4 separate regions of the Mus musculus genome follow, and regions 2, 3 and 4 are each linked to region 1. The links are chromatin loops, found by intact Hi-C in ENCODE. Cell type or tissue: heart. All regions are shown on one strand.

Evidence for each region. Hi-C counts contacts between places; a loop is a spot of excess contacts. Peaks named below come from ENCODE experiments on the same cell type or tissue, not always from the same donor. Only the 100,000 strongest peaks of a DNase experiment are listed, where the experiment ranks them.
Region 2: a loop joins it to region 1, with 3 times the contacts of the local background. A loop is called at or near these places in 9 of 42 quality-filtered maps.
Region 3: it touches region 1 in a loop (2.0-fold over the local background); 3 of 42 quality-filtered maps call a loop at or near these places.
Region 4: a loop joins it to region 1, with 4 times the contacts of the local background. A loop is called at or near these places in 2 of 42 quality-filtered maps.

What each region holds. Positions count from the first base shown.
Region 1 is chr2:128,308,946-128,316,945 of GRCm38, forward strand. All of the region lies in intron 2 of Morrbid (myeloid RNA regulator of BCL2L11 induced cell death), which reads right to left. Among named protein-coding and RNA genes, the nearest start is that of Gm14010, 110 kb to the right of the region's middle. In heart, no CTCF peak of the experiment used is centred here; DNase peaks (open chromatin) are centred at 886, 1,316, 3,546, 3,866 and 2 weaker places; H3K4me3 peaks cover 1,288 bases; H3K27ac peaks cover 2,725 bases.
Region 2 is chr2:128,118,781-128,126,780 of GRCm38, forward strand. Acoxl (acyl-Coenzyme A oxidase-like) reads left to right here. Exons shown (of 18, transcript NM_028765.3): 18 at 4,168-5,113. The coding sequence ends at 4,356. Bcl2l11 (BCL2-like 11 (apoptosis facilitator)) reads left to right here and starts at 7,258. Exons shown (of 4, transcript NM_207680.2): 1 at 7,258-7,472. In heart, CTCF peaks have their summits at 3,828 (motif pointing right), 4,512 (motif pointing right), 6,926 and 7,145; DNase peaks (open chromatin) are centred at 3,821, 4,391, 5,291, 7,131 and 1 weaker place; H3K4me3 peaks cover 4,407 bases; H3K27ac peaks cover 3,855 bases; H3K27me3 peaks cover 701 bases.
Region 3 is chr2:128,183,419-128,191,418 of GRCm38, forward strand. All of the region lies in intron 1 of Gm14009 (a long non-coding RNA gene), which reads left to right. Among named protein-coding and RNA genes, the nearest start is that of Gm14009, 18 kb to the left of the region's middle. In heart, no CTCF peak of the experiment used is centred here; a DNase peak (open chromatin) is centred at 4,163; H3K27ac peaks cover 806 bases.
Region 4 is chr2:128,241,132-128,249,131 of GRCm38, forward strand. No RefSeq gene overlaps it. Among named protein-coding and RNA genes, the nearest start is that of Gm14009, 75 kb to the left of the region's middle. In heart, a CTCF peak has its summit at 4,464; DNase peaks (open chromatin) are centred at 4,640 and 7,030; H3K27ac peaks cover 1,171 bases.

The DNA.
Region 1 (8,000 bases):
GAGTTACTTACATCTGTGAATTTGACATGAGTCTCTTGGAAGTAGCATATAGGTGGGTCATCTTTTTAAAACCACTCTACCAATCTCTGCATTTTAAATAGGTATGTTTAAACTGTTTGCCTTCATGATAATTATTGACCTGGGCTAAGTCTGACATTTCCTTATGGATTTGTTCTTTCTGTGTCTAGTGTTCTGTTTTCTCTGGCCTTTCTGTATGTTTCTTGATGTTTCTCAAAAGTTCTGTTTGATTTCATTATACTTTTCTTAGAATATATTTATTACTTCCTTAGTGATGTTGCTGCTGTTGGAAAATATGGAGTGGGAAGTGTGGAAAATGGCTGTGAGGCCTAGCTTTATAATGCCAGAATGCAGTCAGGAAGATTCAGGACTTCACTGTTCCTTGCTGTGGGTGACAGATCACCTGCTGATGTCCCAGCTGTAACCAGATGTGGTGGTGGCATTGCTGCTGCTGCTGCTGCTGCTGGCAGATCAGACTAGAGGGACCTTGGATTCTAAGAAAGGGACAGAAGCCTATATGACTGGGTCTTTATTTGGGCTCTCCTTGCATGGACTTTAGCCAGAGAGAAAAGGATGTCTCTGAGGGTGCTCTTATCTGAGTCTTTTAGTGATTCCCACTGCAGACCTCTCTTGAGCCAGGCCAGGTTGAATGGGAAAGAAGAAGGAATGCCAGAGAACACATCCACCATAGCGCTGTTTCTCAACTCCTGATGTTTCTTGCCAGCACATCCTCTTTTCCTCTCGGCTTTCAAGCTCTTATCGCTGTCTGTTGACCGACTTCCAGAACAGTTCTTTGTAGTTTATAAGGGAAGGAGAAAGCATCTGCATTGCTTTGGTCCAGATCCGGAAGTCAGCACAGCTTGTTCTTAAGGCTTGGACATGTTTTGCTCCCTGAGTGATTTTCCACGCAGAAAAAATTTGTTCACCGGGGCCTCCTGTGATCCCACCCCCACCTTCTGCTTTCTCAGAAGGGACCGGTCGGCCTCCTGCACTTGTGTGCACCTGCCCTGCACTGAGTCCGCAGGATGCTGAGTTCCCTTTGAAGAGCTAAGCAGCTTGCCACTCCTCCCCTGGACACCAAGTTGATTGTTAGCATTGCTGCTGGTCAGCATTTTCTCGGAGGTTCCCTTCCCTCACCCTGGTTTTCAATAACGTTTTCCTTCTTTTATCAAGAAGGAGGCAATCTCAGAGTGACTGGAGCTTTCTTAATTATGAATGTTTAGCTGTGCTATCCAGCTTGTAGCTGGATCCTGCTTGTTTCTGTCTTGGACTCTTGCCTGCCTTGGGATGGGCTTTCTGCCCAGTGACTCACGGAAAGTGCTATATTAAAAACTTGGAGTTAGTGGTTTAAATCAACCAGCAAAGACATTCTAGAAAAACACACCCTGCCAGCTGATAGAGCCCCCATGCCCCGCTGGGGTGGGGGTGGATTCTGCCTCTTGTGCGTTCCCTTACCACAGTAATCTTCTCATTATCTTTCTCTTTGGTAACTAGAGGACAGGGAAAAATCAGATTTGTTGAACATTTTTTAACCTCACAGACAAAGTTTAGAAAAGGTAGGCTGGATTTAATGTGCCACACTGTTCTCTTTTCTGTGCCATGTTTACTTGTCCCTATAATTTTAAAGACTTCCATGAAGTTAATTTATAAAGTATTGATACGTATAGAAAAAGCTGTGTGTTTACCTGATTTAGGTTTATATCAATATGATGATTTATATGTGATAAATAATATAAAAGTGCACACACACACACACACACACACACACACACCAATTCCAGGCCATTGGTCTTGGCAACAGGCATTATTAACCACAGAGCTATCTCCCCGTCCCTCTTAAAAAACGGAATATTCAAATATGAAGTATAAGAAGCATAGTTTAAAAAAAAATACTGTTTAGACATGTGAAAATAGCTTAGTCAGCATCCCACTACACCCAAGGCTATACCTGTTCACCAGAACTCAGTCCCATCATTTACTCAAGCTAACCAGGCATAAGCCTAGAATCCCATGGCTCCCACTGGCCAGTATATAAGCAGAGTCCAAAAGCAATGCTCTACTTCACCCATCTGGAGAGAAGCCACCATGATCAGCCCTGTGGCTGGAGAGTCTTCTCCGGGATCCTGACCGTCAAATCGGAGACTTCTGTCAAAGACAGAAAACGACCTTCTAAGATATGTCAAATGGGTGAGTAGCCTTAGGGAGACAGGCTTAGGACTGTGGTTAGGAATCAGTGCATGAATTTTGTATGATAACCTCAGCATAGTGAAATTATACCAACTATGCATACACACACATGCACATATACACACATGTACATACATAAACAAAAACGCATACACATGCACATACATACATAATACACACAATATGCCTTCTTGCTTGCAACATGTAGTAAGATATTGTCAGGTACACTTTATGTTTCTCTTGTCTTGGAATCCCCTTATCTCTGTGAATGATACATTAAAATTATTAATTTAAAGACATTTATACCTTTCTGGCTCTTCATTCAAAGTTTATTGTTTGAAAGCAGGGTTACAGAGATGCCAATAAATTATCATATTCTATTTTATATAGGGGCAATTTGCTTTAACCTTATCAAAGAATTAAATAAGTCACCTCAGACAACCAACCAGTGAAAAAAACTTTTTCATTTATTTTTTTTTTACAGCTTAAAATCTGGATAAATAATTAATTTTTTTTTTTTTTTTTTTTTTTTTGGTAAAAGTGGAAGCAATTTGGGTGACTTTAAGTTACAGCAAATTGGGAGACTCAGAGTCCTCTAAAACCTTAGCAGGAAAAGTGATTATAGGCGTTTACATGAAACTCATTCACTCTCCCAATTCCCAGAAAGACATCACATGAACTAAGGAGATGATGGCTTCCATCTTACTCTGAAATTACTGTTTGCCCTTCTGACTCCCAAGACAGTAGAAGAAAAAAGGAAAAAAAAAAACAAAAAAACAAAAAAACAAAAAACAAAACCAACAACAACAAAAAACTACGATAAAAACAGGAAAAAAGCCATTTTACATTTTTCCCTTGCCTTAAACAAGTCTAATATTAATAATAATCACACATGCTGCCGAAGAGAGCCGCTTTCCTCCTGGTTTCTTTTGAAATGACTTCCTTTACTTTTTCTTTTAACCTACAAATGGAGATCTGGAAAGGGGTGGGTTTGGTCATTTCGAAACTTTCCTCCCCAGGCGTCTCAGTAAATAACCCCAGGCCATAGTCTGGGTCTTCTCTGTTCAAGTCTTCTGGGGGCGGAGACTGAGGAGGCCAGGGGCAAAGGTGGGGCTGGGGTGCTTGGCAGAGGGAGTAGAGGACAGGAAGAGGAGGAGGGAGCCATGGGGTGAACTCCCAGCAAGTGTACATAATGTCACACACAGAGAGACACACGGACACACATGCACACATATCATGCACAGTAGATTCAAGCTCAAGAATGAGAGAAGAGGAGGCGGAGGGAGGGAGAGGGAGAGCCGGAGAGGGAGAGAGCCGCGCGCGCGAGCGTTTCCTGGTTTGATGTCAGCTCTCCAACACTGGCTCCGAATTAGCCACAGTAATATTGGGCCCCTGCCCACTCAGCAGGCAGACGGCTTATCCAGCCAGCAACAGGCTTTTAATAAAACAAGATGTTGTCCCTTTACTAAGGCCAATGGACTCCTTTTCTCTGGCCCCGTGAAATATCCTTCCACCCCCCACCCCCACCCCCAGCAGCAGTTTCGGCAGCCCCCCACCCCACCTCACCACACCCCCCACCCCCACCCCAACTGGCATTCCCAGGGGCTCTGATCTCTGGCTCTGCTGTGTCTCCAAGGTTCACACCCAGTGTGCTGGCTCCTCCTGCAGCTTCTATTTGTGTTCTGCCTTCATACCCTGTCTGCCCTATCCAGCCCACCTCTCCCCCTTTCCTGCACTCCGGGTAGCTAGCAATAGACACAGACTGGGAGGCAGGCAGTCATCTGACCTCCTAAGAGACCAGCTTTCAGCTTTAAAGACACCAGTAGGAAAGGCTGGACAACCTGGATTTCATCCTCAGATCTGCCCTGCTCAACTGTGGCTTCGAACACACTGCTGTATGTGTGGCGGCTAGGTTCTCAGCTTGGAACGTAAGTAGCAGGTTGCTTATAGACCAGTAAAATATTGAGCTCCAAAGGCACTGAGAATCCCTCATTGCACACTCTTCTTAAGCACAGATGTCGTAGCCAGGTCAGTCACTACCAAATGGTCAGAGATGATATGGGAGTGAAGGCCTGCAGCGCTGGCTTGTGAGGCCCCTCCAAGTTGGGAGGAATCTGCTCTCCACGCCCACCCTTGTGTTTGCTACAAAGTTTTTGAGAGGAAATGGACCGAATGAGTGCTGTGGACCCGCTTGTGCCTTCTCTCACTCAAGATGCTCCCTGGCTTTGGAAGAGAAGAGAGGAGAAATGAGCAGAGGAACATCTGGGCATGTGGATGGAGTCAGAGCTGGGAATTGTGTCTTCTGGAGCTTAGCCCAGATCCACCCCGAGAGCAGCAGGGTCCTGGCAGGAAGCAGGGTGTACCAGCCAACATGGGAGAAGAGCTGCCGAATTCTAGCCAGGGTGACCAGAGAGCTGTTCAAATGGCAACCTCAGAGCGAGGAATGCAGAAAGCCCCCAATAAATGCAGAAAACCACAAGGATAGAACCCAGCACAAAAGCATCAGCTAAAGAATGTGAGCAGGAGGAGCAGCTCATAGGGAGGATGCTGGGCTCCCTGGAGGAAACCCTGGGGTCAAGGGGAATCTGTATTGCTAGCTGTAGAGCCTGGGTCAGCCCAGGACAGAATCCTTTACCACATTGCTTAGCTCAGTAGCTCAGGATACCCGGGGCAGGGAGGGGACTCTGTAGACACATTTCCACCTTGATTCAAAGACAGCACACCCTGATCTCCATTCTTGGGCCCAATGGGAAAAGCAAATGAAGAAAGTATATCAGAGTAAGGGAGGAAAAAAAGCTGTAGGTTTCAGACTGAAGAGTGATGCCAGCATGGAGCTGTCAGCTATAGTAAGTGACCAGAAAAAAATCTGATTCAGAGAAAGACAAGCAAACATAAAATTCAGCCCAGTAGGGCGGCAGCTGGGCAGAGTGGAGGGGTGACCCCAGGTCAGTTACCAGGTGTGGATAACCCATCTGGATGGCTGGGTGGTGTCAAAGGTTAAGGTCAAGGCTAATTAATTACCAACTCTTAGACTGTGAAGGGGGTGGGAGATGTCAGACAAGAGTCAAGAATGCCCAGGCTGCAGATAAAGGGAAGGCAGGGACTGTGCAGGAGACTCAGGACTCACTGGCACCCACTCTCCTCAGGTCTGTCAGGGGCTCTGTGGAAAGGGAAGAGTTGCCTCTCTAGTAGCAACAGGCGTAGTGGGGAAGGCGCCTCTCTAAGAATTAAGTTTCCTAATCAAACTCAGGGCTGAAATCAACCAAAGAGAAACAAAAAGAACTAGGCAAAGAATCAACAAAACCAGGAGTTGGTTCTTTGAGAAAATCAACAAGATAAACCATTAGCCAGACTAACCAGAGGGCACAGAGTTCAGAATCCAAATTAATAAAATCAGAAATGAAAAGGGAGAGAAAACAATGAAATATATCTTAAAATAACTATTCTGTCTGTTGAATATTAACAGTTGAGAATATTACGGTCATGGTCTACAAACACCATGGAAATAGTATTAATAATTTTTCTCATGCTTAAAATTAGCATTTTCTTAATGTTTAACTTCAAAGTTTTTGCTATTTTGAAATTTTTAAAATATGCTTACTGATAAAATAATTTCTCTCCTAGAAACACTGATAATCTTGCTTAAATAAGCGGATTGTTAGACCATGTACACAGATATAGAATGAGTTTTAAATACTCTCTCACTATGTCAGGTGGTATCATATAAGGACTTTTGAATGTATTTCTTAATGATTCATTTTTAATATTTTATGCTCTTTTACTATGCCTAATTCCCAAGAAATATTTTGTATGTTTTGAAACAATTTAGTATTCAACATTAGATACAGAATCCTCAGTTATGGACAGTATTAAATATTCATTAATGATGCTTTTAGGGTATGAAAGGATATGAATATAAAAGTTGAACAAATTTTTTATATATTATTTGATTCTCAAAATACTCAATATTATTGATATGTTTGTTGTATTTTAATAATAAAAATTTAAAATAAAATGCAAAATTAAAAAAGAAAGAATTAAGCTTCCTCTACTCGGTTAGCCATAGGGCCAGTTCTCAGGCTGAGGTGCCAGTTCCCTCTTCTGGGGTGGCTCCTCATCACAGCTTTGTCACCCTGGGGGTGGGGACAGCCTGCACTACCTTCTGGCTTCCATGAGAAATGGAGTGGAGTCAGGCAGTCAGGAGTCCTGCTGATGGTAACTGGCAGTGCGGGCGGGAATCCCTTGAGAAAACATCCTTGGAGTCAGAGATTCTTTTTGGCAGGACAACTATGAATCCTGTATCCAAAAAAAAAAAAAAAGAAGAAGAAGAAGAGGAAAAGAAAAGAAAAGAAAAAGCAGGGTGGGGTCTGGTGGTAGAGACATGTTACATAGGCGTGAATAGCTGGGTTTGAACCCCCAGTATGTTCAAACCTGTTTAATCAGGTCATCATCACACTGTGACCTCAAAGCTTTTCAATATCATGTACAAATGATATCAATATTAATTACAATGGTGTGGTAGCCGATGGTCCTCACAACAGCTCCTAGAGGGAAATCCCATTGTCACACTCAGTGTAGGTCAGGGAACTAAGGGCAAGGTCCCAGTGTTTCTTGGACCTTGTTTTAACCTGGAAGAGAAGGCCGAGGGGGTTGGGAGGAGCTCTGGGGCCTGCTGGAAAATGGTGAGTTTCAGGGTCTCTGTGAGACCTGTCTCAAGGGAATTAAGTGGAGCTTGATAGAAAAGGACACTGAAGGCCCTTCTCCTCTCTTTGCACAGGAGTGCACAGGCATACAGATTTGCATGCACAATGCACAAGCACATATACACACACACCATACACCCCCCAGCCCCCATACACATGAGCGAGAAACAGTAGGTGATGGGAGATGAGCAAGGTGCTATTCAGGTCCTGAATGACAATAGGTGATCAGCCCAGAACATCTGAACGCCTTCAGAGCTGCTCTTAGACTAATTAGACTAAGTGACTAATTGTGGGGAAGTCCACTCCTGGAAAAACTGTCAAAATTGCAAAATTGAGTGAGTTTTATAAAAAGTGAATGCCTGACAGGAATTCTTGGACTATTGTAGACTTATTAGCCACGAGGATTGACAACATTTCAGAAAGAATACAGGGGACCACGTGGGTTTGATAGACACAAATGCACATCTTTTATAACAGGTCTATTAAACAGGGTGCAACTGATTAAACTGAAATCAATTTCATCAAGGCAGTGAACAAAGTATATTCTCATTTTTGAAATGGACAAATATGGAGCAGTGTAAAAAAGGATTCCCAGTCAAACGGATGCCCGGATAGAACCCTGAACACTTTGAAGTTCCACAATGGAGACTCTTAGATCTGTGCTAGGGACCTTGGTCTCCCCAAACCACCATTTGCTGGAGTCCTTGGAGATCCTTAGATGTTAGGAAGTGGATTGGCTGGTGGTATTGCTAGGGTGTCATGAGTCAGGTATGTGACTTCATAGTGGACTGTTGGGTGTGACACTAGTGTCCTTGTCACTGTCGACTGCTACTCTGCTCTGGCCATGTGCCCTGGTTTCAGAAGCACAGGCCCTTATCACCACTCAGCTCAGCTCCCCTCTGGAGTCTTGAGACTTTGGTCACGTGACTCCACCACCCTGAGCCTCAGTTTTCTCACTGCAAACTTGATATTCAAAGACATAAAAATGTAGAAAGCTCAGGGTAGTGGTGCACACCTTGAATTCTAGCACTTGGAAGGCAGAGGCAGGTGAATCTCTGAGTTCACCTGGTCTACAGAGCAGGTTCTGGGACA
Region 2 (8,000 bases), 190 kb before region 1:
GTCTATCTAGTAAGTCCCAGGCTAGCCAGGGTTACATAGTGTAACCCGGTATCAAAAAGAAAACAAAAATAATATAGAAACTTCATTCCACTAATAGCTTGAATTGTGTCCCTATCACATCTCTGGATTAAACCACATTTTCTCATTTACTTGAAAATACCCTTTCCTTTGTATGTCTGTGCCTGGATGTAAGTGTGGACCGTGTGGGAGCCAGTGTCCATATAAATGTTTTCCTCAGTAGCTCTCCATCCCTCTCCCTTCTTCCTTCTCTCTCCCTCCTCCCTGCACACACACACACACACACACACACGCACACGCACACGCACACGCACACACACACACACACACCCCACACACACTCTCTGGCCAGCAAGTCCCAGGAACCTCCTCCTCCACTCCCCAGAGCTGGCTGGCATGTCAGCTGCAGACTTACCTGTTTAGCTGATGCCGCCCATTTGCTAGCATCGGTACAGGTCCTCTCGTGTGTGGCACGCACTTCAGCAACTGAACCATCTCTCCAGCCTGGAAGACTCCCTTGCTTTTTAAAATGATTTATTTTCTTTTTCATTTATGTGTGTGTATGTCTCTGTATCCGTGTATATACGCACACATGGATCCTATGAATTTGAAGTTACAGGCAGTTGTGACCACATGTGGGTGCTGAGAACTGAAACCAGGTCCTCTGCAAGAGCAGCAAGCACTTTTAACTGCTGAGCCATCCCCAGCCCTGCTTCCTCTTCTGTTTTTTGTTTGTGTGTTTGTTTGTTTTTGGTTTTGTTTTGTTTTGTTTTCTCAATATCTAGGTTCATCAGAACCAATCAAGATGGCTGAAAATAATGGGCAGGAAATTACTGTTGGAAATACCAAACAGTCCTCTAGAGATGGATGTCGACTCCATCGGGTTCCTTTCAAAAAATGGGGTACAATTGACATAGCAAACTTATTTGCTTTACATTTCTGGGCAGAAACCATTAATAGTAATTAATTCCACTTCTGTGAGGCTGAAGTTCTTTGGGTAATCTTATGTGTGATCATTCCTGGGGTTGCAGTCAAGTGGGCACAACAGTACTGGGCTGTGGGGAGGCGAGGTGACCCCTGCTGCATCAGCAGTGGGGGCTGCCTGTTGGCCTAGGCTCCTTAGCATTTCTTCCTCAGGTTCCCATCCCCCAGCAGGTGATGCTGGACAGCTAGCGGTATCAGCAGCACAGGAGAACAAGAGCAGGGTCCTCAGAGCCTCTTCAAGGCCTAGCCTGTGCAATTCACTTTCACCTTCTACTTGCTAAATGAGCCATGTGGGACAGATATAAAGAGCATAGCACAGTGTCCAAGCAGGGAAGGAGCCGCTCATTTGACTAGCTATTCATCTCTCCATGTGTTTCAGCTTGGGTTTCCCCCAAAAACATCTGGAGCTGGAAACAGAGGCAAGACACACAGAAGCAGGCAAACCTTGCACAGAGAGCAGGTAGTGGTCAGGAAACACACCCTGCAAATTCCTACATGGCCAGGGCCTTGCTGAATGGAAGTAAGAAAGGGGGTGGGAAGCTTAGAGACTGCTGCCTCCAGGCTACCTCCTTTTCCTGGCTGGATAAGGCAGTACTGGAAGAGTCAAACAGGAGAGAAGAAAGAAAATATGCAAGCAGGTGGGCATATGGAATCAAAGGAGACAGGAACCCTTCCCCTGGGTTACAGTCACATATCCACACTCGGGGCCTCCTGATGCCCCATGCTTCTGCTTGCTTTCTGGCTTGTATTTGTTATCTTATACATCTCTGTGTGTGTCTGCTAGGCTGTATGTGCACCATATACATACTACACACAGACACACACACACACCTGCAGAGGCCAGAAGAGGGTGATAGATCCCTCGGAAAAGGTGTTACAGGTAGTTGTGAACCACCTGACCTGGGTGCTGGGAACAAACTTGGGTTCTCTGAAGGAGCAAGGGCTGGTAACCACTGAGTCATCTATCCAGTCCACATTCAAGCTTTTTTTTTTTTAATGCAGATTGTATTTTTAAGATTTATTTTTGCTTACATGTATGTATGTTCACTATATATGTCCCTGGTGCCCAGGGTGAGGATGAGGGGGCTGAAGAGGGAACTCCATCCCCTGGAACTGGAGGTAGGGACAGCTGTCAGCCACCATGTGGGTGTCAGTGACTGATCCCAGGTCCTCTACAAGAGTAGCAAGTGTGCTTAACCATTGAGCCATATCTCCAGGTCCCTACCCAAACCGCCTTTTTTTTTTTTTTTTAGAGGCCCTGAAACTTTGCAGTAGCTTCCTGCTGTAAGAGGCCATGACTGTCTGCAGTGTGTAGTATGCACGTAAGCTTTTCAAGTCCTGTGTGGTCTCTGATGCAGGACAGTACCACAGTTCGAATACTGGGAGTAAAAGGAGGTTAAAGATTATGCTCCTGATAGGAAAAGACGAATGGGCATGCTCCGTGGAAGCCCCGCCCCGCCCCACCTCACCCCTCCAGCTACATATTCTGAGTTCTGTTGATATAAGGATGGGAAAGCCAGAGGGTGCTTCAGGCTATTCCAGAGCCTGAGGTTTAGAAACTATCCTGGCAGTCAACGTTTGGTTTCCCTAGCCAGTTCAATGCTCTTTTCTGACACCCGTGGTGGGGTCTCACTCCTGGAGAATGAGGAGCACAGAAATACCATTCTTCATCAGCATTTGGTCTTTCCTTTTTTTTTTTAACTCTTTCTTATAGCAAATAGAAATCACTTTCCATAATTTCTACCTCTAAGTCTATATTTCACACTAGACAAACCAAACACATTGTGTTCTTTCACAAGCCTTCTTTCAAAGTGAGTTTCCCCCATTGGCCGCTGCATGACAAGAGTTGGCCTATCTGCCTTAATGAAACCCACAGGGAGCATTATCTTGAATAATTACATGAGTACACGTGGCAAGTTCAGGGGCTGGGTAGACCATCTTGTGGTTTTGAAATGTGTGGTAAAAAGCATCAAGAGTTGACAGATTAGTTGGGGATTTGTCAAGAGTATTAATTACAGACTTGGAAATCTTGGTTAGTGACAGTCTGTCTTGTCGCATCTTGCAAATGTGATCAAAGTCATTTCGGAACTTATTTGATGGTGCCTAACCAAGGTGTGTGAAGAACGAAGCTTTTCATTAGAAATCACTGGGAAGTGGGGTGCATTTTGAAGGAAGAGGGCCTTGAATTGCACTCCCCTTCACACTTCTTCCTCCTCTTCCTCTTTCTTTTGGGGAGGGCAGATGGGGGGGGGTCTTAAAATATAGATAGCACACAAGGATAAAGTTGGGCCCATAAAAGTGTTTTTAAAGCTACAAAAAGAAACTATGAAGCCTGGAGGTTGTTGTGATCAGTCAGTCCAAGACATGTATAGCTTAACGAAGACCTCAAATGTCAGAGTACAGTATGAATTTGCTTAGGGGAAGGGAAAACAGGTCTCTCCCCTTGTTCAGATCTAGAAAAATCATCCTTTATTTTGGCTTCTTGCAGGGATGAGTGGGCGGGTCGGTACTGGCATCTAAATCATAGAAAATGAAATAGAAACACAGCCCTGTCCTGAAACCTCCCTCCCTTCTTCTGGGAAGTCTGTCCTGATGGACCTCCACTGCCTAGCAGAGTGGATGGACCACTCGTTGATTCTGCGCAACTGGAGAGGCCGGAAAGTGATTAACGCCGAGCCTTGGTTTGTTTGGTGGTCCGCAGCAGTCTCTGAAACCCTCCTTACTGCCTTCCAGACTCTGTTGGCACCCTTCTGGTGAGACGAGGCAGATCTTTTCAATGGCTCATCTAGTCAGAAGTTCTCGTCAGTTGCCTCTGTGCACCAGAGGGTGGCACTCCAGAGGTGGAGAGGAAGGGCGGGAAGAAGGAAGGAATGAAGAGAAGGCAGCATTAATTCTCAGAGCTAGGTCTCTAGTTACCGAAGTATCTTAGCAAAGAGCCGCTACCCTCAGTCCCTTACCGGGGGTTGGGGGGGAAAAACCCCTCTAAGTTTCGACCGGACCTGGGGGTCAGAGTCTTAGAGATTTTAAAGAAGTCACAGCTTGTTTAGAAACAATAACTTTCTGTGTTGTGGGGAACCCACATTTTCTGCACTTCTGAGGGGCAGACGACAAGTCCTCCTTGACTGCGCCCACATCTGACCTGACCCTCTGTGCCATGTTTTGCAGTTGCTGAATTTGTGCGAGTCCGTGAAGGATGACGCCCTGAAGGTGATCTCTGCCTTCAACATTCCACACATCACCATCCGTGCACCAAAAACAGGAATCCCCAACCCCGGGGCTGCCGAGGCCGCCTACCCGGCACCCATGCAACCGCTCGTGCGGGATGCGGCGCGCGCTCAACTGGCCAAGCTGTGAGCCAGGCGAGAAATTTAGTGTCCCATCTTCCAAGTATTTGGCCAGAGCTGGAGCAGAGGCCAAAGTGGCAGGTGCAGGGCAGCCACCTTGGGGATTTTGGTCTGGCAGAGGAGGTCCAGCTAAGGCTGGCGAGGAGCAGGGCAAGTTGTCCGGGAGAGGGAGCCATAGATGGATACCCCACTATCACAGTGACTTAGCCTGGTTTGTAGCCTCGCCTGGCCTTTACCTTGACTTCTCCCAGCCATGGCCCTGGATCCCCCAGACAATCGTCTTCGCCCACCGCATGGTGCCACCAAAGATCTCTACTGTCAGTGGTGACTCATATTCCCAGAGACTTCGAAAAGCTCTGGCGCTGGGTTAAAAAAAAAAAAATCAAAACATAAAAATCAAACACCCTTAGGCAAAAGGGGTGGAGGAAAGCTCCACCCTCTCCAAGCTCGGGCAAAAGTTCAGCGAGGGATGATTCGTGAATCAGGCTTGCTCCAGCTTTGCGAGGAAATGCACTGGCGAGAGCGGAGAGCTTGAGCCTGCAGTCGCCCTAGTCTCACCAGGTAGGTGATCTCCGGACCGCACGACCATGCGCGACAAACGCTCCTCCGCGCTAAACTGTTACCAACCCTTCAGAAAAGCATAGATGTGCAAAGATTAATAAATAATAGAAAGATGCTCCCGCGGCTTGGAGAGGTAGGGCTGGCTGGCCTGGGGAATAATTGGAATAAAGTGATTTTGGAATTTGGAGAGATTACACAGGCGGAAATGAATTTCTCATTTGTGTTCTGACTTGGTGTTGCCCAGTTTCGTTCTCATCTCTAGCCATCGACTCGCTCCCCTCCCTCCATATCCGCTGGCAGCCTCAGTAAGGCACCAGTGACCCACTGGCCCTTCCCACGCTGCTCTTCTCTGCTGTCAAATCCGGTCCCAGGAGTTCTTCCGACACAGCCAGAGAAAGCTGAATGGGCCCAAAGGCCCGCGGCTACCTGACTTGAGGCACTTGGTGGAAGCTCCCCTGACTGCCTTGTTCCCTGGTGATGCAAGAGCCTCCGCCTCCAGGCCGGCTTCCTAATTAGGACCTAAAAAAGAGCACATAGCCCAACCCGTTGCTTTCCCCAGTGCCTGTATATTTTCTTTTAGCATGTCCAGGGTTGCAGAATCGGAAGACTCCAGAGCAGCCTGCTCCTACAAAGAAACACCAGCGCTTCCCCACCCCCACCTCCCACCCCTGTATGGTTCTTTTCTAGTCCAAGTATGAGGCGCCTAGCTCCACGCTGAGGGCGCAGAATACTTGCTGCTGGCTTTGGACTCCCAGAGTAGCAGTAGCAGATTGGGCTGCATGGGTGGGATGCCGAGTGGCCAAGGCACAGTACTGCTTCACAGACCTTGGTCAGGACAGACCTGGATCGGCGGTGTACTTGACTTCATCCACGCCCTTGCCCTGTGCGCTCTTGTAGCGATCACCCCTGACCTCCAGCAGGAGCAAGGCTTTGCCTTGAACACCCCAGCTTCCCTGGGAACCAATGGCTTCTTTGATCTCACTCAGGATTCACTTGAGAAGCTAGACTTTAGCATGGGGCTGTGCTGTGTCACCGTGACGTTAGATCCGCATACAAACACCAAAATGACCAAGATGGCCCAACATTGATTGGGACGGCAGGTCGCAACACTTGTTCTGCAAGAAAAGGCTACGTCCTACTTACTGCCAGCCTGGATGCAGGTTGGGTAGCCCATTAATAGAGTTTCCTTAATCTCGTGTGGGGAGTGGGACGTTCCATTTCCAGAGCAGCTTTTTTGGGCCGCCGCTATGAGAGAAGGGGCTGGGGGTGGGGATGCACATGGCGCCATTGACTTCCAGACTTCTGTTGGAATCACAAAGGCCTCAGGAAGATCAAGGGATTTTTTTTTCGACCCCCTTATGGTTTTCCCAGCTCGGCCTGAACTCCGCTGCTCCATGGTCGCCAGCATCGGCGGACCGATGGATAGACAGTTCCTGGCGTACACTGTGAGCCCCAAACATTTCGAGGCTCCCAACACCGCTCATGGCACAACCGTCTTTCCTTGGTAGCCCCCCTCCTTTTCCTTGTAGTTATTCTTTTCCAGCTAACTTTCTCATTCCCCTATTTTATATGCTTGTCGTGCCCGCCCATCGCTCCCTGAAGCTTCCCGCTTCTCTTGTCTCTCAACTGTCCTTCTCACCACCACCTCTGCCTCTTAAGTAACTGGGCACTAGGGAAACAAACATATAAACCACAACAACAACAACAGCACACACACACAAACACAACACTAAGGAGAGCCTAAAGGAGGACAGAAGGCAGAAGGCGGCGGCGACGAAGAATCTCGCTTGAGGCGCAGACGAAGAGGGGTGAGCATCTTGCTGATCTGAGTCCCCCGGAGGTCAGGAATTCTAGGAAAGGACAGTCAAAGGCCAGTGCCCATCCTTGCACCAATCTAATCCTCATGGTTTGGGGCTGAGAAGCTGTGCAAAGCAAGGGCGGAGGGACGCCTTCTGAGGCTTCCAACTGGCGCCCGCGGCCGGGCTGGACACAGAGCAGTGTACCCTGAGCGCCCCCTAAGTTCCGCTCTGCGAGGTGGCCGCCACGGGCGGACGGGGAGGGGCGGGTACATTCTGAGTGGAGGATGGGCGAGCATGCAGCTGCCCGCAGGCCAAGACACTAGGGTAAACACGCCGGGGTGGGCGGCGCACGCAAACTGCAGGACAGCCGGCGGGGCCACCCTCCCCACTACCTGTCGCAGCCTGCACGCGCCAGCGGCCTGGGGGCCGTGGGGGGTGGGGCTTACCTTCCGGCTTGCCGGGGGCCGGACTAAACGGGGGCGGAGCCCGCGGTGATTGGGCGCGGGGGCGGGGGCTCAACTACCGCAGAGTCTCAAGAGCAGGCTGCTTTCACTTCGCTCCCCGCAGGCACTGGGTCACCAGCTGGTTGGAGCTCTGCGGTCCTTGCCATCGTCGCCGTCACCGGATTCCTGCAGCCGCTCTGCGAGCTGTGTTCCACTTGGATTCACACCACCTCCGCTGCTCCCGCCGCCACCGCCTCGGCGCCCTTCCCCTGGCCCTCGTCCACCCAATGTCTGACTCTGATTCTCGGACTGAGAAACGCAAGGTAAACACTCCGCGACTCCCGGGGCGCAGGCTGGGGATGGATAGAAGACAGGCGCCGCAGCGGCTTCATCTGTCTCTGGTGTCGCACGTGCGGGTGGAGGCACTGGTTTGTCCCGCGTGGCTGCAGGAGGCGAACGCTGGGAGTCGGGTCGAGGTCGCTGCGTGCCAAGGCACTTTTGGGGAAGGGTTGTCGGCACTGAAGCTGCGGGCACTTAGCCGAAGACTGGGTTGGGACGCAATGCCGCACGAGGGGCCGCTGAGGCATCTCTCGCGGGCAAGGAGGGCGCGTGGTCTCGGCTTGGAGCCGAGGTCCCGCTTCGTGGTGCCGGTAGTGCGTCCAGCCGGGAAGCGTCGCGGCGACCCAGACGGCCCGGGAGAAGTAGCCGCGCGGTAGCGGCGGGCGGGTAGACTTAACTCTTCGCTGACGCGGGTTCATTGCGGAGGTTTGAGTATTAAAATCACACGCGCCCAGACTTTGCTTGTACCCATTCAAGTCAGTTTGGCCATAGTGGTCAATTTCCTTTCCGGA
Region 3 (8,000 bases), 130 kb before region 1:
ATGGAAGTTTAGACCTTCAAGTTTAGCCTCCAAACCTGTGAACTAAATAAACTTCTTTGCTTTACAGGGTATTTAGCTTCCAGTATCTGGCTTCTGCTGCTATGGCAACAGAGGATGAACTGAGAGGCCAGGGAGATAGTTCAATGGTTAAAATGTTTGCCCCATAAGCACCATGCATGAGGACTAGAGTTTGGATCCGGAATCCATGTGTCTTCCTCTTTGTTTCTATTGCTGTGATAAAACACTAACTATAAACAACTCAGAGTTCATGTCACTCAACAGATTACAGCCTGTCATCAGGGCAGAGACAGAGGCAGGAGCTGGAGGCAGGAACACAAGCAGAACCAAGGAAGAACCCTGCTTCCTGGCTTGCTCCTCTGTCTTTGTAGACATAATGGTTTTTGTGCACTGTCTAAAGGTTATCTTTAGGTTATTCAAATGCTGATTTTTCTGCCCCCATTTCTTGTCTCAACCCTCAGTATTGTCTAGACTCCTGTCTCCAGTTTGTGTAAAGGGTTCTTACCATTTATTCTTTGCCTTGTCAATAAATGCTGATCACCCAATGGCTGGGCAGAAGAGAGAATAGGGAGGAGCTTTGGAGTCACAAGGACAGGGCCATGGCTAGGAAGTAGCCAGATAAACATAGGATGTTAAGATAGATCATTTAAGCAGGGCGTGGTGGTGCACGCCTTTAATCCCAGCACTTGGGAGGCAGAGGCAGGCGGATTTCTGAGTTCGAGGCCAGCCTGGTCTACAAAGTGAGTTCCAGGACAGCCAGAGCTACACAGAGAAACCCTGTCTCGAAAAACCAAAAAAAAAAAAAAAAAAAAAAAAAAGATAGATCATTTAACCACCCAGATATTGAGGTGCAGCTTGAAATAAATCTTGGTTTCTCTGTGTGGTTAACTGGGGATTGATTTACTATTTATATCTTTATTAAAATATAATTTATTTTACACTCCTCATACTAGCTCAGCTTGTTTTTTGTTTGTTTGTTTGTTTGTTTGTTTGTTTGTTTTTTGTAACCTGGGACTGCTGACCAGATGTGGGCTTTCCCACATCAACCATCTGTCAACAAAATGTACCACAGGCTTGCCTACAAGCCATTCTGAAGGAAGCAATCCCTCAACTGAGCTTCCTTCTTCCTAGGAATGTCTGTGTCAAGTTATCTGTGTCAAAAACCAACCAGCACACTATATAGATGCTAGATGCACAAAGCAGCCCACTCACAACTCCAGCTTTTAGAAGGTGGAGATGGGATTCCTGGAGCAAGCTGGCTAGCTAGACTAGTCATAGCAACCAGCTCTGAGTTGAAAAAAGTAGAGAGTAATCATGAAAGACATCTGACATCAACTTTGGATGTCCATACAAATCACTACACAAATGTGAGCCTACACACATAAGCACACACATATCCATGCATGCATGCCACACAGGAGAAAGGAAAGAAAATGAACTGCTATGCCCCAAATGGTTACTAATGAGTGACCCGATTCTTAGCCTCTCTTAAAGTCAAAGCCTCCCTGCTCTCAGGGTCATAATGGAAGAGGCTTTGCCTGCATCAGGATGCTCAGTGAGTAGGAGCTGTTCTTCACTAATCCAGTCCCATATCCTCTCTCCCTGTCCAGCCACAGCCTACACACACACACACACACACACACACACACACACACACACACACACACACACACAGGCTTGCTGCAGAAGATCCAGGTTCCCACTGCAGCCACCTCTTCTGGGCACAGCTTCTCCTAGGTGAGGCATCTTCCTACCCTCTGCAATGACCTTTTCTCTCCAGCCTGACCCAGCCTGGCCCATCCCACTGGCCCAGCTTGACACACTTCTTGTCATATCTTCTGTATCCTTCTGCAGGTTATCCTGAGTAATGGCTGTGCCTGGTGGGCTCATTCCTCCTTTCATGGATTTATCCATTTGTCTTTTTTCAGCCATGTTTGTGAGGCACCTCCCATGAGCCAGGTGTGTATGATGTAGAGGAATGAGCCTGGGCTAGGGCAGGCATGAGTTCTGTTCTCTCTCCATCAGTTGTGTGGCTGGACAGATAACCATTTGTCAGCCTCCGGTTTGCTCTTCTGTAACATCAAGACCATCATGGATGGCATTGTGTGGAATGTGGGACCTAACAGTTCACCACAGGCCTTCTGTAACCCTAACTCTTTGCTTATGCCCTACTACTCCCACCACTGCTCCGACTGAAGCTCCTCACCAGTGCTCCACCAGAGCAAGTGACACATGGGGCTATGTTGAGGACTCTGAGTGGTTTAGGGTCAGAGCAGAGTTGAGGTGGAAGCCCCACAATAGCTGCCAGGCTCCTTAGATCATCGTGCATTCCTCTGAATACAGGCTTTCCTGGGTGTCCTGTCTGAATGGAGAGAAGGGAGCTGGTTGGAGCCCTTCCTTCAGGCCTGTGGGCTGCTTTGCTGAGCTATGTAGAGAAGAAAGCATAGCTCTCTCAGGGTCACACTGGAGCCATAATTGTGGGCAGATTCCTGAGACCGTCCTAGCAAGAATTCCTTCCAAACAGAGAGGGAGAAAAGGGCCAAAGAAGGAAGCAGGGGAAATAACAGGAAGTGAAGGCAGGTGCTAGTGAGAAAGGGAGGAAGAGGGCTTAAAGTCAGCAACCAGGGAGGGAGCAGAGCCACAGCGAGAATTGTCAGGGAGCCAGAATAATCTCTTGACATTCCTAGAGACATTCTAGAGACATTCTACCTATAGTAGAGTGCTTGTCTGGCATGCACGGGACCCTGTGCTCAAGTCCTAACCCTGTATAAGCTGGGCACTGAGCTGGAGAGGTAAAGACAGAGAGGATCAAAGCCATTCTTGCCCACATAGCAAGTTCAAGGCCAACCTGGACGACATGAGCCCCTGAGACCTAGTCTCAAAATAAAAGCGAACATCAAAAACACAGCCAAACCCAGGGCCTCAAATGGTACTGCAGATCCTCACAAGTGTGTGTTTATGTGTGTGTGTGTGTGTGTGTGTGTGTGTGTGTGCGCGCGTGTGTTTGTATATTCCTTCTCCTCATTTGTTGAAAGCTTTGACCACCTAAAGACTACATGAACACAATTACATTCATACACACACACACACACACACACACACACACCTTTTTTATGCCCTGTGTATTCCATTTTTATTTAAAAAAAAATAACTTGAACAAGGCTAAAATATATATTTTCTCACTGGTCAACCTCTCCCTCTTCCTCAGCAAAAACAACAAAGACCCCTGCATCTACTTTTCTTCCTAATCCCATATACGTAGATCGGAAATGGTTACATTCTGTAATTGTCACAGAGCAGTGGGGAAATGGAGTGAGCGGGTCGTCTCATTCTAGCCTCTAGGTTCTGGTCTTCTGCTAGGCTAAAGTAATCAAACCCTGCCATTGCTTGCTTAGCTGTTATAGCTAGAAGGGGGCTGATGTCCTTCGGCGATCTCCAGTACAGTTACAGTTGGACGGTGGCTGGGCTATAGTCACCAAACAATTGTCACTAACAGGATGGTGGCCAGTGCTGCCTAGTAGGATCTAGGATGGGGATACTGGCTGGCGTACTTCCTGGCCTTGTATGGGAAGGTCAAGTGTGAATGTGGCGGTCAGATTAGAAGGATGCTGTACTTCCTTCACGACCTGGCCTCAGGTGTCATTGAATGTCATTTGTGTCATAGTTGTACCTGGATTCAAGGGGCAAGCAGATCATTAGGTAAGTGAGAAAAGCATTTGGGATGGGAAACCTCTCTGTACCCACCCTGTGTAATAACATAGTGTTCAAATATTTGTCGCATTAGTAAGGATAAATTATGGAATTTTTGTTCTTTCTAAGAAATTGTCACAAACTATTGTGACATCGATGTCATGATGTCCCCATGGCCTTCAGACTGTGTGTTTCTCATCTCTGTTTACTCTTCACTTTCATCCTGACAAACAGGGGTACTGGTTTTGACCCCTGAGGTCCACTGAGTGGGTAAAGAGAGCCAGGGTTAGTTGAGTCCTCTCATGAAGAGTGATGACCATGGCTACTTCTCTGTGAGACAAACCAGGCATTTTGTTCAAGAGCAAAGCTGGGCCTTGGCAGGGTTGCCTAGCTTGCTGTTATCAATGCCCTGTCAGCAGGGTCATGTATTGGGCAAGACTAAACAGAGATGTATCCCTGGCATGGGTAACTGGGATCCATTTAGCTTGCATGGTCCAAGGAAAGGGCTTCATTTGAGGGGGCCAGATAGGAGAGCTGTGTGCTTTGAGAGGGAGATGCCTGGTTGGGGAAACTTTAGAGCAGCTGCTGTTGGGTTCCTTCCCAGAACTGACTCTCCTGGTCTCTGCAGTTCAGTTTCTGGATGCCACTTCTTCTCAGGACAGCACTGGTGTCCAGAAGTAAGGTTGGGCCAGGCTATACTCTAATTTTGTTTTCATCTGAGAGAAGGTGGGTGTCCTAAGGTCCTGTCACAGTAATTTACCTAGGGAATTAAAATGCAGATCCCAAGGCTGGAGAGATGGCTCAGTGGTTAAGAGCACTGCCTGCTTGCTCTTCCAGAGGTCCTGAGTTCAATTCCCAGCAACCACATGGTGGCTCACAACCATCCATAATGAGGTATGACGCCCTCTTCTGGGGTATCTGAAGACAGATACAGTGTACTTACATATAAAAATAAATCTTTAAAAAAAATCTGAGTTGATACTGATGTTGAAAAGTCAGGTGTAGTGGCACCCACTTGTCACTCCCATGTGGAGATGGTAGAGTCTTTGGGCACACTGGCTAAACTCCACTACTTGACAAGCCCCATGTCCCAGTGAAAGACTTTGCTTCAAAAGAAGAAATGAGAGGTGACAGCTGTGGGTGATCTCCTAGCATCAAAATGTACACACATGAAGACATATGTATAAGAATACATGCACATGCTGGGCAGTGGTGGCATACGCCTTTAATCCCAACACTTGGGAGGCAGAGGCAGGGGGATTTCTGAGTTTGAGGCCAGCCTGGCCTACAGAGTGAGTTCCAGGACAGCCAGGGCTACACAGAGAAACCCTGTCTCAAAAAAAAAAAAAAAAATGCAGATGCATACAGATGGGGGGCTACATTTTTGCTTTTTGTTTTAAAACTTAAGACAGACTCCCAATATAGCCTAGACATTACACACAGTAGACTAGTCCTGGGGAAGGCAGGAGAGGCAAAGCTGAGGTCAGGCTTGCTGCCCACTACAGTCTCTTCGGTGTGGCCTTGACCTGCAGCCACTTCAGAGGCTGAATCAGGAAGCGAGAAGGCTCTTCCAGCAGTGGGTTGGCCACATGTGCAGTGCCAAGGGACAAATGCCTTCCAGGCAGAAATCACACAATGTGACAAGACTCTTCAGTCAATTTTAGTCAACTTTGAAACTTCCGTTCAGCTCCAGGAGGGCTGGAATTTAGCATCTGTGTGGCTAGTGACCATCACACATTTCCTAATGTGTGCCGTGCTGTTTCTTTGCTTTGGAATCTAAGTACCCAATGGAAGAGCCATTTTCTCTGAGCTTTCACTCCCGTGGAAAGGTGAGTGCTGGAGCCCCCGGGGGCAGCAGTGGGCTTGCAGGAGGCACAGCCAGGTGATCGTAAATCTCAGCTTCATTGTCAGAAATTCAAGATGAATCGCTGTGTGTCCATTTGTGATTCTACTGTGAACACCCGTCTGTGTCCATAACTTGTTGTCCATGTTACAACAGTCTGTTCATGACTGCATAGAGCTCCCTGGAATGGAAAATGGCTGCCGATCCAGCCCAGCCTCTTCCTAGAGTTACCATCAATGGCAGCTTGTCGAATAGCAGGTTGATTTAGACCAAGAACTTAAATCTCCTGTTTGTTTGTTTGTTTGTTTGTTTGTTTGTTTCATAGAACAAAGCCAACAGAATGCTGCTGATAATTTCTGATTAATAAGCTTGTTCTTCAGAGGGTCTAATTTTCATGCTCTGCAAATTTCTCACAGAAACAACGAGCATGCACAGGACTTGCTTGGGTCTCAAGCAGAGGGTAGCTTTGAATGTCTGCCACTGGGGTGCTTGATACTTAAGGGAGATCATGCTGTCACCACAGAGCTCAGCTCATCCTAATTCTTTCTGGGTTGCCCAGGGTCCTGGACCCATGTCCTTTCTCCATGAGGAAACAGTCTCTCAGTCAGTAAAAATTCCCTGTTCCCCACTCCTAGGCAAGGACCTGATATTTCACCACCTCTACCAGGTGTCCTTATTTTCTTCCACTCTTGCCCTAAATGTAAGCACAGAGTCAACACAATAATTCAGAATGGGAAGCAGAGGTTGGGCTTGTTTTGAAAATACCTTTTAAAAAGAAGAGTTTTAGAACAATAAACGTATTGATAAAAATCACACAGCTGAAGTGAAACCCACTCGTCCACCTTCCTCGGGGCTTCCTGTTTTGGTTAACACATTATCGTCAGCCTCGGTGGTATTTCCACCCTCTGCTTCCACCCGCACATCTGGACGAAATGTGTGCTCAACGGGAAGGGTCTGGAGCCCTTCCCTGTTCTGTGCAGGTCGGGGCATTCCACCAGCTGTTACCAAGAAGGGGCCAGTGAAGCTCTGGCTGCCCTCGGAGCCAGCAGAGCCACAGCTTAAGTGGTCTGGACTGCTTTCTGCTCTGGACCCCTGGTTCCCTCCTTGTCATGGAGGAGGGGTGGTATTCTTCATTTTTCTCAGTCCTGAGAAGAACAGAGAAGAACAATCTTTGCATCGTCCATCTGCAGCTGTTTACAGCTAAGGGGTAAGTCGCCAAACATAACACTGTGAGTCCCAAACAGGACAAAATGAAAAGGTGAACGTGGTGATGGCTTGAATAGGACCCCTGCTACCCACCCTCCCAACCCCCCAGACTCATGTGTTTGAATGCTTGGCCCACAGAGAAGGGCACTATTAGGAGGTGTGGCCTCGTTGGAGTAGGTGTGACCTTGGAGGAAGTGAGTCATTGGGGTGGGCTTTGAGGTTTCCTATTTTCAGACTCTACCCAGTGTGGAATGAGCGCCTCCTCCTAGCTGCCAATTGAAGGCAGTCTCTTCTGGCTGTCTTTGGATCAAGATGTAGAACTCTTAGCTCCGTCTCCAGCACCATGTCTGCCTGCAGTCTGCCGTGCTTCCTGCCATGATGATATTGGACTGAACCTCTAAAACTGTAAACCATCCCCAATTCAATGTTTTCCTTTATAAGAGTTGCTTTGGTCTTGGTCATGGTAGCCCTTCACAGCAATAAAACCGTAATTAAGACAGTGACCGAGATGCTAACAGCAGCAGTCCCTCTCTGGCAACCCTGGCTCCCCTTTCCAGTGGACGTTAAACTACCCTAGCCAACCTTTGAGATCGGTCTCCCTACTCCTCCCTCCCCATGACTCCGTGGACTTCTTCCTTTTCTAATATTTTGCTGTTTTAGGCAGGGACTCAGGTGGCTCAGGCTGGCTTTGAGCTAGTTACATATCAAGTTTGAACTCCTCATCCTCCTGCCTCTGCTTCTCCATATTGGGTTCATAGGCCAGCTCCCACCGCCTGGGTTGCTATGTCTTTTTATTTTGGTAGAGGCAGTACTATTTGTGTATTATATTTGCTCAAAGCTACTACAGAAGTGAAAGAGAACAAATGACAGATAAACACCTTTATTCCCAAGTAGACATAAATAAATTATGTTTTTTTTTAAGTTTCTGTTGGATTTCTCAAGACAGTATTGGGGAAATAGCAAAACTTTGCATACTTGATTTCTCAAAGATGGCCACCATTTTATACATTCAACAGTCCCTGACCCCTAACCTTGTCTTCTCAGTCTGAACAGGTCCCATGGTTGTTCTAATAACAGAGAAGTATATCCCAGGTGTCTAGGTCCAGACCTAAGTGGACTGACAGCTTCTATGTCCTTCTTCACTTTTGGATATTCTCCTCCTGCTGTGGAGAAGTTCAGACCTCATGGAGAGTCACATGGAGGACAGCCCAAGTACTCTTTGACAGCACCAGATGGGACCCCT
Region 4 (8,000 bases), 68 kb before region 1:
TAGAGAAGAAATTACATAAAAAACCCAGCGGATCACTGACAATGGACACTGAGCCAGCCACAGGATGCTAACAGGGATTGTTAACATTTAATTTTTATTTCTTGTTCACACTGCTATCCAACTGTTTCTTCTTAGGACAGAACGTCTTCCTTGAGAGTGAATTTTGGTGCAGATAAAGCAGAAAGGAAGAGTTGGGAGGGAAGAACAGAGGGGGAGGGGAGGACAGAGGGGAGGGGGTGTTTCTTCTCAGGCTTTAAACGCTGTTGTTGCCTGCAAAGGGTTTGTCCTAAATGACATCATCCGAGTGCCTGCTGTGTACCTCTGGGACAAACAGACTAGACAAAGGAACCTGGTGAGACTGGAATCTCTGGGCCTCCAGCAGGCTGACAAAGAGCAAAGCTGCTGTCCTCATGGGGTCTAGCTGCTCTGCGACCTGGAGTGCTGGGTGCTCCCTACAAGAACCAGTGGTGCTGGCTGGACTTTAGGGAGATGTAGGGAGGCTAAAAGGGAGCCCCAGGTTCCCTGATGTGAGGGTGGGGCAACAAATGAAGGAACTAGGAGACTGCTTAGGAAGCCCGGCCAAGAGGTCCAGACAGCCCTGGCTGGTCATCACAAATAGGGTCCCGGATAGACAGAGTCTTCTCTGTGGTCTTCCTGGTCTATGTAACTGCTGCCACAGACCAGGGTGGAGGCCACTTTGTCCAACTCCCTGTATTGTGGAGGTCCCTTCAAGAGTCACAGCCAGCAGTGAAATATCCTTGGAGAGGCAAGAATGAAACTCTCTTCAGCACAGCTTCCTTAGCCAGGCTGGTTCAAACTTCCCGAGTCTGACCCTGCGCTGTTTTGTTTTGTTTTTTTTTGTTTTTTACAGATTTAAACACAGTAAAACTTTGGAAGAAAGTTTCCTCCTGACAATTATCACAATAAAGCTTAAGGCATGGCTACACTGAAAACTCTGTCACCTATGAACTCTTCCTCAAGAGTGGGCTCTGTTGACTGTGAAACAATGCTCGGATAAGGCCTAGGCAGGAAGGGTTTGCAATAAGTCTAAGGATGGGCTCTGCTGACAGAGAAGCAACACTTGCATTAAAGCCTTGGAATAAGCATAACTTCTTCTGCACAGTACATGGGGCCTCTTTCATGGGGATGGCTTCTATCGACCGAGAAACAACAGTCAGGAGTCTAGGGGATTCAGGTGAGGCTCCCCAGAGCAGAAAAGATCATCAGGTTATTAAATAACATCCACTCGAGCCTTCCGGTGAACAGGTGTCAATTTCTTTCACTGAAGACAATTTGGTTTCTCTAGTGTTATTTGTAAGACTTGGACCCGTGTCCTTCTGCACTGTGTTCCATTTCACAGAGACCTTGAAGCCACCCATAAGAATGCTCACTGCAGGGGCTGCGAGACAGTTGAGTGGATCACGTGTTTGCTGTTGGAGGCATGAGGTCCGGGGTTGGGATTCCCAGAACCCACACAAATGTCATGGTGACCTGTAACTAACTCCTGCATTCAGAAGGCAAAGACAGGGATCCCTGGAGTAAGCCAGCTAGCTAGACAAACCTCTATCTGGGAGCTCTGGGCTCACATGAAAGACCCCTCCTTAATGAATAAGGTGGGGAATGAGGAAGACCCCTGATGTCAACCTCGATCTTCCAATGCACCCATGCACACACATATACTCAAGTGCCTTAGTCAGGGTTTCATTGATGTGAAGACATCCTGACCTTGGCAACTCTTATAGGGGACAGCATTTAATTGAGGCTGGCTTACAGGTTCTGAGTTTCAGTCCATTATTATCAAGGCAGGAGGATGGCAGTATCTAGGCAGTCATGGAACTGGAAGAGCTGAGAGTTCTACATCTTGTTCCAAAGGCAAACAAGAAGAAGACTGACTCCTCAGGCAGCTAGGAGGAAGGTCTCAAAGCCTACTACCATGGTGATACACTTCATCCAACAAGGCCATACCTCCTAATAGTACCACTCCCTGGGCCAAACATCCATCACATCAAACATTTATAGCACATACACATGTACACACACAGGTACACACAAACACACTTCTCATTTTTCATCTCAAGACCCCTAGTGAGGTTCCAAGGGCAGGAGAGAAGGCCTCTAGCTGTCTCTGGAGGAGAAATCTGTAGACTGCGTGGTCTGGAGGCCCATTGCATATCCTCCCCTGGCTTGTGCTGGGTCCTGGAATCCCACCAGGAACAGAGTCTAGCCCCTGTGGGCATCCAGGAGAGTGACAGTTAGAACCAGCACCGTGGAGTAAGCACAAGGCTGGAGGAAGCTATGGATCATGGCAGCCTTAACGTGACGTCGGCATGCTAGTGTTTCCAAGTTGACTCGGTGAAGGCCATTTCTTTACAAATCCCTCCTATTTTGCCGGTTGAACCTTGAACCTGCCCTTTTTAGCATTAATTGTCAAGTTGACATAGCAGCCTGAGATCATCTTGGAGGAAAGCCTCCACTGAGGAACTGGCCGAATCACATGGGTCTGTGGGTGTAAGTATGGGAGCTCGTTTTCACTGTGAGGTGATGGAGGAGGGGCCAGCTCACAGTGAGTGGTATTCATGGTGACTGAGGACAATATAAGAAGGCTACCTAAAGAGGAGCTCCTGACAACAAGTGGCATTCCTCCATGGTTTTTGCTTCAAGTTCCTGTCCTGACTTCCCTCATGGATGACCCAGAAGTAGTTCTATCCTTCCTTAAGCTTCTCTGTCAGAGCACTGTAACAGAGCTGAAACTGGGACAGACCCCATGATGTTCACATTTTTGAGGAAGAAACTTCTGTTAACCCTCAGGGTGTGTCTCTGGCACCTAACAGAACAAATGCCAACCCAGTTTTCACTCTGTCTGTCTACATAGGTTCAAACACAGTACAGCTTCACTAAAACTCACACTGCAGTGCAAATCCTCTGTTTGTAGTCTTGGGGGACAAGTGTTTGTGGGCGGCACCTTCTGAAAGCAGTGCGGATTCTCTCATGGGAGTGAACGCTTGTCATCACAGGACTGGGGTAGTTAGTGCAGGAGGGGGCTGTCATTAGATGAGGTTGCCCCTTTGTGTCCTCTTGTGCCTGTGCCTGCTTACCCTTCTGAGTCCTCCCATGAGTTGAAACTGCACAAAAACCACAAGGGAAGTCAGACAGATTCTGGTGTCATGCATCTGGACTTCCCAGACTTCAGAACAGTGAGTCCAAATAACAATGCATTTCTTTACAAATCACCCACTCTCGGGTGGTCGGTTCTAGGCACAGAATGCAGACTTATGCATCTGACATTTATTCCGTGAGGAGTTCAGATTGCGCACTCCCTTCTCTTTCCTCAGACACAATAAGGAAAACACGAGAAAATGCAGTCTGTCGTGTAGACCAGTCTTTTCTTGCTCCCACCCATCACCCCTCCTCTGAACAGGTAAAGGCACTTCTGTGATTCCGGAGGTATAGAGGGACTTTGAAGTCAGGTAGCCGCTGTCCAACAGCAGCACCACGGGAAAGGCTTCTGACCCCTTGAAGCCTCAGTTCCTTTGTGTATAAAACTGAACCTAGAAGTTACTTACATAGGGCAGCACTGGGCTAAGACTACCACTCAAAATACAGATTCTGTAGTATGAAAATTATTATGTACACTTACATGAGAACTGTTTTGTTTCTCATCTTAAATCCATACAACTTATTATTATTATTATTATTGGTTTGTATTATTGCTTTTCCATTTTTATTGTTATTTTATTGTACTTAGTTTTATTTTAATTTGTGCTATGCCTGGACATCTACCTGAAATTTAAGTGACCCATGAATGTCAAGGTTTGACATAGACTAGTGAATAGAATGGGCTCAGTCAATGGCAGTCATGATAGTTTCTAGAAATTCCTCAAGAAATTATCCAGAAGACTTCAGGGAGAGTTGGGGACATTCACACTCTAGTTGAAAGCACTTTTCTGGGCATACGACACGGATAAGACAGGCAAGACGTAAATAGGACCAGTTTTTGTATTCTCAAAAGAAAATGAGTAACCATTAATCCTAAGTCTATGGGTCCTATGCACAAGGGACATTCAGGATGACGTAGAGAACATGAAGAGGCCTCTGTAAAAGAACGCTAAAGGCTGAGTGACCAATGAGGAGCCAGGAGTACCAAGCAGATATTTCAAACATCAGGCTAAGAGAGAATATATGTGAGAGCACTTTGTAACTCTTCTGACCTGGCGACAGATGGGAATGGCTACTTCTATATCCTGGCTACCACAGTAACAGAAGAGACTATGTATTGTAGTCCTGAGGCAGTGACCCCCAGTGAAACGTATTTTTAAAAAAAAAATACATAGTGGGGGTCTCTTGTTACATTCTTCCACCCCGACTATAAAACTGTAAGATATAATGAGAATATTCTCCCCTCTGGATACTCTGGCTCCAGGCCGGACTCTTCTCCGATCTGTGTTCTCTTGGTGGCCCTGGTGGAGGGATGAGGAATCTGCCCTTCCAAGCCTGGCTCAGCAGGCTGGATCTTGGGTGAGGACTGAACAGCCAGGCCAGACAGCAGGCCGCCTAGCTGCCCCGACTCTCTGCTGGCAGACCTGGCCTTGGCCTGCTGTCTGCTTTCCAGCTCTGATTCTTCTGCTCGCTGGCCACTGGCCACAGTGTTGCTCTGCACTCCGTTATCTGGAACTGTCAGATCCTTTGGCTCAGCCTGTGCCATCCCATGGGGCTGTGTTTGCAGGCTCGGCCCCTCATGGCTCGGGAAGCGCGCCAGAGCAGAAGGGTTCAATACCCACAATACTCTTTGTGTGGGGCATGAGGGGCCATTGGAGGCTCTGTTGGCACTGACAAATAGTACTCACTCTGTGGGAAGCCTTGAGTACTCAGAATCCATTAGTAAGCAGAAAATTGAGCTTACAAGCCAGTGTGCCAATAACTTCATAATATATAGACTCATTATTCATATGTATATTATCTGTATACAGCCAGCCCCCAGTAACCAAGGATCCTACAACCCCAGACTAAACGAATCACGAACAAAAAATATTTGTTGTAACTGCATTTGTATTTAACAACGACAGATATTTTTCCTAAATGATACAACTACTAACACAACATCTAAGTTAACTGAGGACTGTTTAAATTTTATAGGATGGTATATGCAGGTCCATTGCAAATACTGAATCAGTTTATATGAGGGGCTTGAGCACTTATAAGATTTGGGCATCTGAGAGGTTAGACGCTCCAGGAAGCAGTCCCCTATAGATGCCAAGGGCAACCTCACAAACACATATGCACATATATGATACTATGTATAACTGCATATACATATGCATGATCTTCTTCATGGATGCGTATACATGTATAAATGGATGGATGACTGAAATATACACAACTCAGGCATAAGCAATGGTGTAGATATAGACACACTGGAGAGTTACTGGGCAGCACACCACTATGAGTTGCAATAGTTAGATTTTAGCTGGATTTAATTTTCTCCTTTTATTTTGCTCTAGTTTTTAATTTTCTGGAAATAATACACATGATGCAATCATAATAAAGGAAGTGGGGCTGAGGCTATGGCTTCATTAGTCGTGTTTCTGCTCAGCATGCACAGAGCCTATGCTTTGCTCCCTAGCACGGCATAAACTGGGCTTTGCTATGTATGTCTGTCATCCCCACCCTTGGGAGGTGCGAATAGGAGGGGCCCACCATGAAAAGAGCAGGCAGAGCCTGACGTCTGCTTTTGTAGATATTTTTTTCTGCTTGTATTTATTTGTATATGTGCACATATATACAAATGCACGTGGAAGACAGTCCAGCCTCGGGAGTTACATCTCAAGAACCAAGCCTCTGGGTTTGCTTGTTTGTTTGTTTTTTTAAAAATCTTGAGAGAGATCATTTAGTTGGCATGGGCCTTGCTGATTCTGATAGACAGACTGGCCAGCAAGTGAAGTTCCAGGAATTCTCCTGTCTCCACCTTCTTGGTGCTGGGATTATGAGCGAAGAAAGGCAGCACACTGGGATTTCCTTACATGGGACCTGGGGCCTGAGCCTTTTACTAATTGAGCTTGTCTCTGGCTCCCTTCACCATGTATTTAACTCATGTTTTATCTACACACTAGAACCCTGGGAGGCTCCTCTGACCTGAGAATCTGCAAAATATGGGAGACATCCATCCTCCTGCCCCACTCGGGTCTGCACAACTCCTCTACAGTGACCTCTGCCTGTTCAGATGGAGAAGGAGCCTTTCTTTCTGCTCCTTTCCCCTTCCTCCATCTCCCATCTCCTTTTCCTCTCTGTCCCTCCCGTCTTCCTTTCTTTCTGTCAGTCTCTGATATTCAGGGCCTTCCTGGGCAGTGCTAGTCTATACCAAATACTGTACTCCCAAGAGGTAAGCAGGCAAGAACCTGCCACACTACTGGGTATATGAATGTCCTGAGCCTAGCTGTGTCCACCAGTCCATCCCAGTCTGGCTCTGCAGTAGCTCAGTATGCAGGCCTGGGTTGCTCCTAGAGTGCTGTCTTCTCTGCCTGGAATGGCAGAAGAGCCGGTCTCCATCTTCTGCTGAGTCCGAGGCACCAGCTAGGAGTCCCATCTGTGGGTCCCTTCACTGGGACCCTCAGCCAGGACACAGTGACTAGGCTGTGCTCTTGTCCCATAGGAAACACAGGAGGCACTGAAGGGTAAGCAACAGTCCATTCCTCTAGTCCTGGCTCGTCCTACCTAGACCCTAGCAGAGCAGGGTGTAGAACAGGTCTGTCTTGCTGAAATGACACAGAATCCTCTGCTTGGAGCCACACTGGTAGGTACGGAGGCTTTGGAGTTTCCCAATGAGGCACCCTGCATATCTCAGCTCAGGTACCAGGAGGCAAAGCTGTCAGCACATGAGAACAGAGGACAGTAGAATCCCACATCTGTGCTCTCTCTGAACCTCCCGTTAGGGCGGGAAAGAGTGGCAGCAACTGTCTCAAGGGATGAGATTAATGAACAAATGTGTGAAGTGCTCCGAGTAGACAAGGACAACAGCTGTTAATTGGAGTAGCGCTAACTGCAGTGGCCTGGGGCCAATCCCTTCACCTCTGGAAGCCTCTATTTCCTCATCTGCAAGAGAAGAAAATAAAAATAGGCTCTCTACAGGATTAAGTGGGTGGAGAGGAAAATCCTTGTATTCTGTAAGCAATTGTATCTAGAGTTGTAACCAATGGAATTTCCTGTCTAAAGTAGCTCCAGTTAGGTAGTTACTATCTTTCAAAGCTGAATACATTAGCCATCAGCATCCATCCACTTAAATGCACACATGCACACATACACATGCACACAATACAAATGCACACACACACGTACACACATACACACACATGCACGCACACACATACATACACACACATGCACACACATGTACACACACATGCACACACACATGCACACACATACACATGCACACATACACACACACATACATACACACACACATGCACAGACATATGCACACACACACCCCTGTAAATGGAAACATCTGAACCATCATGTTTCAGCATCCACTTTTCCTCAGCTCTCCTGGATTGGTCTTCATGAGCTAGGAAGTCCATTGTGGCCAGTAGAGAATATAGAGTAAGGCATTTGGGACCAGACTGTGGGCACAGCCTGCAAGGTGCTTTTGTGTGAATAGAGAAGAGAACCCTTTCCCTGTGTCACACCTTGGAAAATGGGATTGCGTTAATGTTGATTGTCAACTTGACAAGATTTACAATCACTGAGAAGACACACCTCTGTGTCTGAGAATCACCTAGGAGACACACCTCTGGATGTGCCAGAGAGTAGAACCCGTGATCAGAGAAGTTTAACTGGGGAAGAAGACCACTTTCAAAGTGGACAGCTCTCTTCCATGAACTGGGGTCCTAGAGTGAACAAAAAGTAGTAAGAGAAGAAACCAAAACCAGCAGAGCCCTAGCATCCACTCTTCCCAGTTCCCACTGCAGATACAATGTGTCCAGTGTCTTCACACTCCTGTCACC